Linked DNA regions of Homo sapiens: regions 1 and 2 are each linked to region 3. A link is a contact called in ENCODE Hi-C or POLR2A ChIA-PET data. All regions are on one chromosome and are shown on one strand. The core of a region is the stretch at or near the end of the contact, and the rest is flanking DNA. Distances in the headings are between cores, read along the strand shown.

Region 1 (4,128 bases), core at 1,105-3,604, 470 kb before region 3:
CTCCCTGGCCAGCAACTTGGAAATCAGCCAGTCCCCTACCATGCCCTTCCTCAGCCTGCACCGCAGCCCACATGGGCCCAGCAAGCTCTGTGACGACCCCCAGGCCAGCTTGGTGCCCGAGCCTGTCCCCGGTGGCTGCCAGGAGCCTGAGGAGATGAGCTGGCCGCCATCGGGGGAGATTGCCAGCCCACCAGAGCTGCCAAGCAGCCCACCTCCTGGGCTTCCCGAAGTGGCCCCAGATGCAACCTCCACTGGCCTCCCTGATACCCCCGCAGCTCCAGAAACCAGCACCAACTACCCAGTGGAGTGCACCGAGGGGTCTGCAGGCCCCCAGTCTCTCCCCTTGCCTATTCTGGAGCCGGTCAAAAACCCCTGCTCTGTCAAAGACCAGACGCCACTCCAACTTTCTGTAGAAGATACCACCTCTCCAAATACCAAGCCGTGCCCACCTACTCCCACCACCCCAGAAACATCCCCTCCTCCTCCTCCTCCTCCTCCTTCATCTACTCCTTGTTCAGCTCACCTGACCCCCTCCTCCCTGTTCCCTTCCTCCCTGGAATCATCATCGGAACAGAAATTCTATAACTTTGTGATCCTCCACGCCAGGGCAGACGAACACATCGCCCTGCGGGTTCGGGAGAAGCTGGAGGCCCTTGGCGTGCCCGACGGGGCCACCTTCTGCGAGGATTTCCAGGTGCCGGGGCGCGGGGAGCTGAGCTGCCTGCAGGACGCCATAGACCACTCAGCTTTCATCATCCTACTTCTCACCTCCAACTTCGACTGTCGCCTGAGCCTGCACCAGGTGAACCAAGCCATGATGAGCAACCTCACGCGACAGGGGTCGCCAGACTGTGTCATCCCCTTCCTGCCCCTGGAGAGCTCCCCGGCCCAGCTCAGCTCCGACACGGCCAGCCTGCTCTCCGGGCTGGTGCGGCTGGACGAACACTCCCAGATCTTCGCCAGGAAGGTGGCCAACACCTTCAAGCCCCACAGGCTTCAGGCCCGAAAGGCCATGTGGAGGAAGGAACAGGACACCCGAGCCCTGCGGGAACAGAGCCAACACCTGGACGGTGAGCGGATGCAGGCGGCGGCACTGAACGCAGCCTACTCAGCCTACCTCCAGAGCTACTTGTCCTACCAGGCACAGATGGAGCAGCTCCAGGTGGCTTTTGGGAGCCACATGTCATTTGGGACTGGGGCGCCCTATGGGGCTCGAATGCCCTTTGGGGGCCAGGTGCCCCTGGGAGCCCCGCCACCCTTTCCCACTTGGCCGGGGTGCCCGCAGCCGCCACCCCTGCACGCATGGCAGGCTGGCACCCCCCCACCGCCCTCCCCACAGCCAGCAGCCTTTCCACAGTCACTGCCCTTCCCGCAGTCCCCAGCCTTCCCTACGGCCTCACCCGCACCCCCTCAGAGCCCAGGGCTGCAACCCCTCATTATCCACCACGCACAGATGGTACAGCTGGGGCTGAACAACCACATGTGGAACCAGAGAGGGTCCCAGGCGCCCGAGGACAAGACGCAGGAGGCAGAATGACCGCGTGTCCTTGCCTGACCACCTGGGGAACACCCCTGGACCCAGGCATCGGCCAGGACCCCATAGAGCACCCCGGTCTGCCCTGTGCCCTGTGGACAGTGGAAGATGAGGTCATCTGCCACTTTCAGGACATTGTCCGGGAGCCCTTCATTTAGGACAAAACGGGCGCGATGATGCCCTGGCTTTCAGGGTGGTCAGAACTGGATACGGTGTTTACAATTCCAATCTCTCTATTTCTGGGTGAAGGGTCTTGGTGGTGGGGGTATTGCTACGGTCTTTTAATTATAATAAATATTTATTGAATGCTTCCGCAGCGCCATTGTCTTCTGGGACACCTTCTGCCTGGCTATTTGTTATAAAACACGTGGCTCCCGCTCCCGCAAAAGGGAACAGGAAGCGGGAAGTGCACGCCTCTTCTTGGAGGGCATAGACCGGCCTTTGCCCTCATCCCATTGGCCAGAATATAATCACATGGCCCTGCTCCTGCCGCAAGGAACCCTGGGAAATGTAGTCCTTTCTGAACGGCCGTGTGCCTCCCGAGTCGGGGTTCTAATACCAGGAAAGGTGGAGGGAAAAGATATTGTTGAGGGCGGGGAGGGTGCAGCCTGGGCAGCATGGTGAGACCGCGTCTCTTCAAAAATACAAAAGTTAGCTGGGCGTGGTGGTGCACGCCTGTAGTCTCAGGTACTCAGGAGGCTGAGGTGGGAGGATTGCTTGAGCCCAGGAGCCGAAGGCTGCAGTGAGCTATGAATGAATGAATGAATGAATGAATGAATGAGTGAGCGAGTGAGTGAATGAATGAATGAGTGAATGAGTGAGTGAATAAATGAACGAGTCAGTGAATGAATGAGTGAAAGAATGAACGAGTGAATGAATGAGTGAATGAATGAACGAGTGAGTGAATGAATGAGTGAATGAATGAACGAGTGAGTGAATGAATGAGTGAATGGATGAGTGAGTGAAAGGATGAGTGAATGAATGAATGAGTGAGTGAATGAATGGATGAGTGAATAAATGCATGAATTTGAATGAATGCCATTGGGGGACATTTAGCAGTTTTTGCTGCAGCCCTTCCTTTTTCTTTGGGGTCTGCCTTTGATGCCCCCACCAAGGTTGGACTCCGATGCCACTGTGTGACATTTGGCAAGTGCCTCCCCTGTCGGAGCCTCTGCTTTTTCATCTGAGAAATGGGTCTGTGGAGGCTGTTGTTTCAAGGCCTCAGCGGATCATATGCAGAACCACATATCAGGTACACCATACCTGGGTAGCAGGTGCAGCACTCATTAAGTATGGGGACCCACATGGAAGGGATTAATATTTTTCAGGGTGACAGACCTTCTAAGAATAAGAATGGAGCCAAGGTTTGTTGGACACTTAACATGTATTGATTCTGGAGTGTCTAAATACATAAACAAGACTGGGTGCTGTGGTGGCTCACATCTGTAATTAATCCCAGAACTTTGGGAGGTTGAAGTGGGAGGGTTGCTTGAGGCCAGGAATTCAAGACCAGCTTGGGCAACATAATGAAACCCCATCTCTATTTTTTTTTTTTCCTGAGATGGAGTCTGGCTCTCTCACCCAGGATGGAGTGCAGTGAAGAGAGCTCAGCTCACTGTAACCTCCACCTCTCGGGTTCAAGCTATTCTCCTGCCTCAGCCTCCCGAGTAGCTGGGATTACAGGAGCTCGCCACCACACCCGGCTAATTTTTGTATTTTTAGTAGAGATGGGGTTTCGCCATGTTGGCCACGCTGGTCTGAAACTCCTGACCTCAGGTGATCCACCTGCCTTGGGCTCCTAAAGTGCTGGGATTACAGGCGTAAGCCACCACACCCAGCCGCATCTTTCTTATTTATGTATGTATTTATTTATTTATCAACTGAATAAGACATCCAACTCTTTTTAAAAAATAAATAAATAAATAGGCCAGGCATGGTGGCTCACATCTGTTATCCCAGCACTTTTGGAGGCCAAGGCAGGCGGATCACTTGAGGTCAGGAGTTCGAGACCAGCCTGGCCAACATGATGAAACCCTGTCTCTACTAAAAATAGAAAAACCAGCTGGGCATGGGGCACACACCTGTAGTCTCAGCTACTTGTGAGGCTGAGGCAGGAGAATCGCTTGAACCTGGGAGGCGGAGATTGCAGTGAACTGAGATTGCGCCACTGCACTCCAGCCTGGGCAACAGAGCAAGACTCTGTATCAGTAAATACATACATAAATAAATAAAAATAGGCAGGGCATGGTGGCTCATGCCTGTAATCCCAGCACTTTGGGAGGCCGAGGTGGGTGGATCACCTGAGGACAGGAGTTCGAGACCAGCCTGGCCAACATGGTAAAACCCCGTCTCTACTAAAAATACAAAATTAGCTGGGTGTGGTGGTGGGTGCCTGTAATCCCAGCTACTTGGGAGGCTAAGGCAGGAGAATCGCTTGAACTCGGGAGGTGGAGGTTGCAGTGAGCCGAGATTGCACCACTGCACTCCAGCCTGGGTGACGAGAGTGAAACTCCATCTCCAAAAATAACAATAAAATAATAAAATAAAAATAAATAGGGAGGCACGGTGTTGCAGGCCCGTTGTCCTGGCGTGTA
Region 2 (4,106 bases), core at 859-3,358, 330 kb before region 3:
TATGAATATATATAAGTATATATGTGAATATATGAATATATATAAGTATATATATGAATATATGAATATATATAAGTATATATATGAATATATGAATATAAGTATATATATGAATATATGAATATAAGTATATATATGAATATATGAATATAAGTATATATATATGAATATATTAATATATATATTCATATATATGAATATATATTCATATATATGAATATATGAATATATATAAGTATATATGAATATATGAATATATATATAAGTATATATGAATATATGAATATATATTCATATATATGAATATATGAATATATATTCATATATATGAATATATAAGTATATATGAATATATGAATATATAAGTATATATGAATATATGAATATATATTCACATATGTGAATATATGAATATATATTCACATATGTGAATATATGAATATATATATTCACATATGTGAATATATGAATATATATATTCACATATGTGAATATATGAATATATATATTCACATATGTGAATATATGAATATATATATTCACATATGTGAATATATGAATATATATATAGGAATGGGGTCTCACTATGTTGCCCAGAATGGTCTAGAACTCCTGAGGTCAAGCAATCCACCCACCTTGGCCTCCCGAAGGGTTGGAATTACAGGCATGAAGTATCACGCCCGGCCAATAAATTTCCTAACGCAAGCAGGTATCCCAATTTAGAACAGGCTGCCACTGCAGAAAGGCAACTGGCTTGGACTTCTGTCATTGGCAGAGGAGTCAGCCTCCACGGGGATCCTTCTCACCTCCCTGGGGCTCACCACCCTCCGTAGCTATGGAGTAGAGTGATTTAATTCCTCAAAGGGTGAATTATAACCCATCTTAGGAGTCATCTATGACGTTTTCTCTCTGGATTCTGTTTTTTGCCAGTTGGGAAGGACTAGAAACACCAGCTTAATTATTGACCCCCCAGGCCTGGCCACTGGTGTTTTCTTGAAATGTTAAGCCATTTGTAACCAAAGAATGACTTCCTTCTCTAGTTGAAAACCTGGGATCTAATGATAGCAATAGCTACAATATATAATTCTCAGTTCATTCGTCCCGGTGTGGGAACTTAATTCCCTCACTTACTCCTCCCAACAACTCCTTGAGGTAGGGATTATTTTCTTTTTAACTTTTTATTTTGAAATAATTTTTGCCTCCCAGAAAATCTGCAGAAACTGTAGGGTTTCCTAATACGCTTCATCCAACTCCCCCTAATGTGAACATCGTCTGTAACCCCTAGGACAAGCCAGGTTATCAAAGCCAGGAAGTGAACACCCACATAATCCTATTAACAAATACACAGACTGATCGAGCGTGATGACTCACACCTGTAATCCCAGCACTTTGGAAGGCCGAGGCAGGCGGATCACTTGGGGTCAGGAGCTCAAGACCAGCCTGGCCAACATGGTGAAAACCTGTCTCTACTAAAAATACAAAAATTAGCCAGGGGTGGTGGTGAACACCTGTAGTCCCAGCTACTCGGGAGGCTGAGGCAGGTGCATCACTTGAACCTGGGAGGCGGAGAGTGCAGTGAGCCGAGATCGCGCCACTGCCCTCCAGCCTGGGCAACAAGAGGGAAACAAAAGCAAGCATCCTGCTTCTCATCCTACTTTCCCTCTGCTAATTTTGAATATCGATGCACACACATCTTGGCTGCAACGATTATGAGAAGTTCGCCTAATGGTGACCTTCGATTTCCCTCACTCCCTGTACATCTCCTAACTGAAAGAGCTGCAGTCAGTCACACGGCTGGTGAGGGACCCTGAGACCCCAAAACGAACTCCATTACCACCTGAGGGACCCTCCAAGGATCGCCGGGCTACGCAGGGTCCCTAGGGTACGAGGCCGCCCCCTCGGCGGCCCCGCCCCCTCGGCGGCCCCGCCCCCTCGGCAAAAGTCCCGCCCCCTCGACAAAGTCCCGCCCCCAAGATGGTGGCCCCGGGCGGTGGACAGGGCGGGGCGTGCCGGGTCACGTGGACAGCCGACGCCGACGTGGCCTCCGGCGGACGCTCCACGTGTCCCTCGCCGCGCCCCGTCTACCCGCCCCTGCCCTGAGGACCCTAGTCCAACATGGCGGCGCCCAGCGGAGGGTGGAACGGCGTCGGCGCGAGCTTGTGGGCCGCGCTGCTCCTAGGGGCCGTGGCGCTGAGGCCGGCGGAGGCGGTGTCCGAGCCCACGACGGTGGCGTTTGACGTGCGGCCCGGCGGCGTCGTGCATTCCTTCTCCCATAACGTGGGCCCGGGGGTACGTGCCACCGCCGTCCCGGATATTTGAGTGCTGGCAGGCCCGGGGAGGGGGCGCGGAGCATTGGGGGCGGGGCCCGAGGAGGGGGCGCGGACCGCGGAGGTGGGTACTGAAGAAGGGGTGCGGATTGTTAGGGTCGGAGGCTGAGTGGGGGGCGCGGGACCGTGAGGCCGGGGTCATCACTGGGGCAGGACTGAACTCATAGGGAGCGGGGCCTTGTGGGCCCCGGCGGCGTTGAGGGGGCGTGATCACCTGTCACCTGTCGCCTGCCTGGAGTGTCCAGGCACCCCTGCCCTCCAGACGCAGAGGTGGGGAGGGGTCAGTGATGGGAGCGGCAGGAGGCTAAAGGGCATCTGCCCTCCTGGGCCTGAAGGAAATCAGTCGCTGCAGCTCCGAAGAGGGAGGAAGTGCTCCTTCCTTCCATTGCACAAGGTCCCCCCTCACCGAGGGTGTGAGGCCGGGCCCTCAGCCCTGTACTCAGCTTGTCGGCAAAGTCCTTTCCCCTCTCAGCCTCCCTTTCCCCGCCTGTAATAACAGTATCTTTACTGTTTTTTGACTATTTCTTTTTAGACTTGCGTGCAGTGGCGGGATCTCGGCTCACTGCATCCTTAGCCTTCTGGGTTCAAGCAATTCTTCTGCCTCAGCCTCCCCAGTACCTGGGATTACAGACGTGTGCCACCACACCCGGATAATTGTTGTTGTTGTTGTTTGAGATGGAGCCTCACTCTGTCGCCCAGGCTGGAGTGCAGTGGCGCGATCTTGGCTCACTGCAACCTCTGCCTCCCAGGTTCATGCCATTCTCCTGCCGCAGCCTCCCAAGTAGCTGGGACTACTAATCTTTGTATTTTTAGTACAGATGGGATTTCACCATGTTAGCCAGGCTGGTCTTGAACTCCTGACCGCAGGTGACCCGCCCACCTCGGCCTCCCAAAGTGATGGGATTACAGGCGTGAGCCACTGTGCCAGGCCAGTTTGTTGACTACTTCCTTATAGTTAGGTGTGATGCCAAGTCCTTTATATGTTAGGCCCAAGTTACAGATGAGAAAATGCTTCACATAAAAAAGAGAAACAGAGAGAAACTAGAGGCTCAGAAAAGTTTTCACTTGTCCAGGTCCCATGGCAAAACCCATCTCTACAAAAATACGAAAAATTAGCCAGGTGTGGTAGCAGGTGCCTGTAATCCCAAGTACTCAGGAGGCTGAGGCAGGAGAATCGTTTGAACCCGGGAGGCAGAAGTTGCAGTGAGCTGAGATCATCCCACTTCAGCCTGGGCGACAGAACAAGACTCTGCTTCAAAAAAAAAAAAAAAAATTAGTCGGGTGTGGTGGTTGCGTACCTATTGTCTCAGTTACTTGAGAGGCTGAGGCAAGAGGATTACTCAAACCTGGGAGTTCGAGGCTGCAGTGAGCTGTCATTGTGCCCCTGCACTCCAGCTTGGGTGACAGCAAGACCCCGTCTCTTAAACAAAATAAAAATTTCCTTCTACCAAACCTTTTTTTTCCTTCCATTCTCTAGGACAAATATACGTGTATGTTCACTTACGCCTCTCAAGGAGGGACCAATGAGGTGAGTTGTTCAAAATTCCCTCTAGCTTACTGTGACAGTATCCATTGTTGTAGGGAGATGTTCTGTAGCAGACAGCAGGGTTGGGTCTCACCTATATCACCTTACACTCATTGAATGACTCTTCCTAAACCAATAAAAAGGGAGAGTATTGGCATTAAACAGTGACGACAGATTCTGCTGTTATTATTCTACAGAGCAAGCAAATGTCTGGACAGAAGGAGGGAGGGGAGATGGGAGTCTGCCATCCCCAT
Region 3 (4,032 bases), core at 1,134-3,633:
AGCCGGAGCCAGGTGGCCTTGTACTTGTCCAGTTTCTGGCCTTTGTACTTGACAGAGGCCCAGCCACAGCCCGACTTCTTGGCAGGGTTCACCAGCTTCTTGCAGTGGGTGGCCCAGGCGCTGGGTGAGTTGAAGGTCTGCCCGGTCTCCTGCCACATGATCCTTCCGTCTGGCTGCAGGTCGCCCAGGAACTTCTTCCCCTGCAGTGACAGTCAGCTGGCTGGGCCCAGGACCAACACCCACCATGCCCTCTCTCCCGGGGGGTCCTCCCCAGACCTACGCTCCCTCAGGCATGTCTTTACAGGGCTTCCAGGAACACCTCTCAGGCCGGCTGCAGGGCCTCCTCAGTGCCTGGGAGTCCACACCCACAAACCTGATCAGCCTGCACCAAGCTGCCTGGCAGATATCTGCACCCCGCCCACCATGACCAAGAAACCCCTAAGATCGGGGATAGGGTCTGTCTGTCTTGATCACTGCTGTGTCTCCAGGATGCAACACTCAGCAGTTGCTCCATTCAGAAACTCCCATTCAGAAGGGGAATAATGTGCTACCATTCACAAATCAAACAATAATGACAACAGTAATAGTAATAATACAGGGCTGGGTGCAGTGGTTCACGCCTGTAATCCCAGCACTTTGGGAGGCTGAGGCGGGCGGATCACCTGAGGTCAGGAGTTTGAGACCAGCCTGGCCAACATGGTGAAACCCCATCTCTACTAAAAATATAAAAATTAGCCAGGCGTGGTGGCGGGTGCCTGTAATCCCAGCTACTCAAGAGGCTAAGGCAGGAGAATTGCTTGAACCGGGAGGCAGAGGTTGCAGTGAGCCGAGATCATGCTACTGCATTCCAGCCTGGGCAACAGCGCGAGACTCTGTCTCAAAAAAAAAAAAAAAAAAAAAAAAAGGCCGGGCATGGTGGCTCACGCCTATAATCCCAGCACTTTGGGAGCTGAGGCAGGCGGACCACGAGGTCAGGAGTTCAAGACCAGCCTGGCCAATATAGTGAAACCCCGTCTCTACTAAAACTGCAAAAAAAAAAAATTAGCCAGGCGTGGTGGCGCATACCTGTAGTCCCAGCTACTCGGGAGGCTGAGGCAGAAAATCGCTTGAACCGGGAGGCAGAGGTTGCAGTGAGCCGAGATCGAGCAACTGCATTCCAGCCTGGGCAAAAAAGCGAGACTCTGTCTCAAAAAAAAAAAAAAAAAAAAAGTACTAATACCTACCACAGATAAAGTGCTTACCATGTGGCAGGCGCCTGCTGAGGGCTTTATTCATTTAACCATCCCCTAATTTTCCCATGGTGGGGAAATATTCCATTTCACGGCTGGGAAACCACAGGAAGGCCGGGGTGTTGCCCATCTGACCCTGCGCGGGTGGTGGCTCCTCTCTGAGCCTCAGCTTCTCCTTTGTGGGATGGGGTGTTTGGTAATCTACGTCCTCCCCACCAGAAGGACCCATCTGTGCCTCAGATTCCTCTCTCCACATGGGGCTTGTCCCGTAAAAAGAGCTCCGGGCCTCAGTGTCCCCTCCACGGGAGCTCCTCCTGCAGGAAAGGAGCTCTGGGCCTCAGTTTCCCCTCCCCACACTGGGGCTTGTCCTAAAGCAAGGGAGCTCTCCAGGCCTCAGTCTCCCTTCCTCACACCGGGGCTCTTCCTGCCGCCAAGGGAGCTCCGGGCCTCAGTCTCCCCTCTTCATGTCGGGGCTCTTCCTGCAGCCAAGAGAGCTCCGAGCCTCAGTTTCCCCTCCTCACACTGGAGCTCTTCCTGCAGTCAACGGAGCCCCGGGCCTCAGTTTCCCCTCGCCACACCGGGGCTCGTCTCTCAGCAAGGGAGCTCCGGGCCTCAGTGTCCCCTCCCTACACTGAAGCTTGTCCTGCAGCAAGGGAACTCCAGGCCTCAGTTTCCCCTTCCTGCCCGAGCCGCGATGGGACGAGGGAGGCGGGGTGCTCACCAGGTAGTAGATGGACAGCACCCCGGCGCCAGGCTCCAGCAGCGCGTCTTTGAGGAGCACCCGCAGTGTGACCGCGCGCCTGGTGAGCGCGCCCCCGGGCCCGCCGCAGCCCCCCGCCCCGGCCCCGCCGCCGCCGCCTCCTCCGCTGACGCTACTGCCGCCGCCGCCACTGCGTCCACCGCCCGCTCCCGCATTCGGCCGCTCAGGGTCCTCGGCCTCCGCTTCGTCCTCGTCCTCCTCCGGCGCCTCCTCGCCCGCACCGCCCGCCGGGGACAGCGGCTCCGGAGCTGCGGACAGCGAGAGGCTGCAGGGAGGCCGCTCGCCCCACGGCTCTGCAGCCCCGCGCCCCTGCAGCCCCGCGCCCCGCGCCTCCGCCCCGCTGGGCCCGCCGTACCTGCCATGGCCGCGCCTCCCCGCGCCCGGAGCTCTAGACTCCGGCTTCCCGGCACGTCACGCGGCCCCGCCCCGGGGAGGGGAGGGGCGCCCCAACCATTGGCCGTCGCCGGGGTCGGGGGAAGGGCTCGGCGCGCTGGGGTGGGCGGAGAAACTGAGGCCTCGGGGATGCCCACGCGGGAGAGAGATCGGGAACTCAGCCCTCTGGGAACATTCGGGAAACTGAGGCGTGACGGGGTGTTGACCGGGAGCTCATTGGTGCGAATGGGGAAACTGAGGCCTCGCTGTCCAGGGATAGAGGTTGCAAGGTGGAAGCCTGGGGCGGGTGCGCGAGTGGCTCAGCCTGCTGCAAGGAGAGGAGAAGGTGAGACCTGCGGTCACCGCACTTGAGGAACTCAGAGGCCTCGGCCTTTAGGACCAGGGGAGAAACTCAGGTCCAGGGGAACAATGCGGACTCCAATAGGGAACAGCCTCGCGCAGACACAGGTGGAGCCAAAGAGCCCAAGCCGGCCTCAGTCGCTAAAGAATTAACTCCCACCCTCCCGGGCGGCCCTCGACTGATTCCATGATTGGACCGTTGCGGAGCCCGCCAGCCAATGATAAGAGTCCCATTTATTTCACCCTCAACCAATCGATAGCAAGCTACTGGATTCCCGCACCAACCAATCCGTGTCAACTATCTGATTACACCAACTCGGATTTGACCAATGGGCAGACGTCCATGTAAACCAATCAGTAGAAACCCTTAGTTATGAGCGCAAACCATCAGAGGCAGGGACTGGACTCACCAGCCAATCAGCTCCGGGTATAAGGCCAGCCGAGTCCGGCCCTCCATACCCTTGGGCGGAGCAGGAGGCAGGGCCGGGCTCGTTGCGCGCCTGATCAGTGCAGCCCCGGCCTTTGTCCCCTACCCTGTTTCTGCAACTACATCCCCGACCCTGTCCTGGGACCTTCGTCCCGGAGCCCAGGCTCTGGGATTTCCCTCAGTCCCTGGCAGGGTTGAAAGTCCGGGATGGGGACTTCCTAAAGCTCCGGGACGCCGTGGGATGGGCTCAAGTGCGGGTGGCTTTGCCCAGACCGCAGTCGGGAAGTGGGAACTGGACAGTAGGGGTGCGGGGGAGGCTCTCCAGGGTGCTCGGGAATGTTCTCAGGAAGAAGACTTGACATAGAGCAAGAGCTGGGTACATGTGAACTATTGTTGTCCAGCCCAGGCACCCTTTAGGGGCCCCACCCTGACTGTCCAGCCAACAACGGGCATCCCCAAGGCCTGCAGACTCAGCATAGCCCAAACCGGCCTCAGTTTATTTCCCCAACTCCTTACGCACTTTCTCTTTGGCTTTTTTTCCGTCCCCTGCCTTCCAAAACCCTGAGCCACACCTCCAGCCTCTTGCACCCAAATCCTGGCCATCGCAGTGAGTCTCAGGCCTCCAAACTCATGCCCCACCCTGTCGGTCTTCCACCATTGCCCCAGAGGGCTCTTTCTAAAATGCACCTATTACCACCTCCCTCCCATATTATTATTTTGTTTTCTTTTCTTTTCTTTTTTCTTTTTTTTTTTTTTTTTTTTTTTTTTTTTTTGAGACGGAGTCTCGCTCTGTCACCCAGGCCGGAGTGTAGTGGCAAGATCTTGGCTCGCTACAACCTCTGCCTACCAGGTTCAAGCGATTCTCCTGCCTCAGCCTCCCAATT

What was found. A loop is a pair of places that touch in the nucleus more often than their neighbours do. ChIA-PET counts read pairs that join two places held with the same protein, here RNA polymerase II (POLR2A). Pooled maps may share reads with other maps.
Region 1: a pooled map shows a loop between it and region 3 (4-fold over the local background). The contact joins the enhancer-like site here to the promoter of MPND in region 3. A Hi-C loop is called at or near these places in 1 of 50 pooled maps. POLR2A ChIA-PET finds 5 or more read pairs at or near these places in 2 of 52 experiments (HEK293 and HEK293T).
Region 2: a pooled map shows a loop between it and region 3 (24-fold over the local background). The contact joins the promoter of MYDGF here to the promoter of MPND in region 3. A Hi-C loop is called at or near these places in 2 of 37 single-sample maps with no recorded cell type and 8 of 50 pooled maps. POLR2A ChIA-PET finds 5 or more read pairs at or near these places in 1 of 52 experiments (OCI-LY7).

The regions. Positions count from the first base shown.
Region 1 is chr19:4,813,648-4,817,775 of GRCh38, reverse strand. It overlaps TICAM1 (TIR domain containing adaptor molecule 1), which reads left to right. Exons shown (of 2, transcript NM_182919.4): 2 at 1-1,844. The coding sequence ends at 1,537. Among named protein-coding and RNA genes, the nearest start is that of TICAM1, 16 kb to the left of the region's middle. RefSeq lists enhancers at 1,794-1,923, 4,058-4,128. Within about 2 kb of position 2,354, at least 13 of the 41 ENCODE cell types and tissues checked have a DNase peak (open chromatin) inside an H3K27ac peak, as active enhancers do.
Region 2 is chr19:4,668,344-4,672,449 of GRCh38, reverse strand. MYDGF (myeloid derived growth factor) reads left to right here and starts at 2,108. Exons shown (of 6, transcript NM_019107.4): 1 at 2,108-2,289; 2 at 3,805-3,855. The coding sequence starts at 2,116. RefSeq lists a silencer at 1,719-2,108.
Region 3 is chr19:4,341,913-4,345,944 of GRCh38, reverse strand. It overlaps MPND (MPN domain containing), which reads right to left and starts at 2,383. Exons shown (of 13, transcript NM_001300862.2): 1 at 2,345-2,383; 2 at 1,951-2,237; 3 at 1-200. The coding sequence starts at 2,351. RefSeq lists a silencer at 2,242-2,531 and enhancers at 2,600-3,331, 3,352-3,471.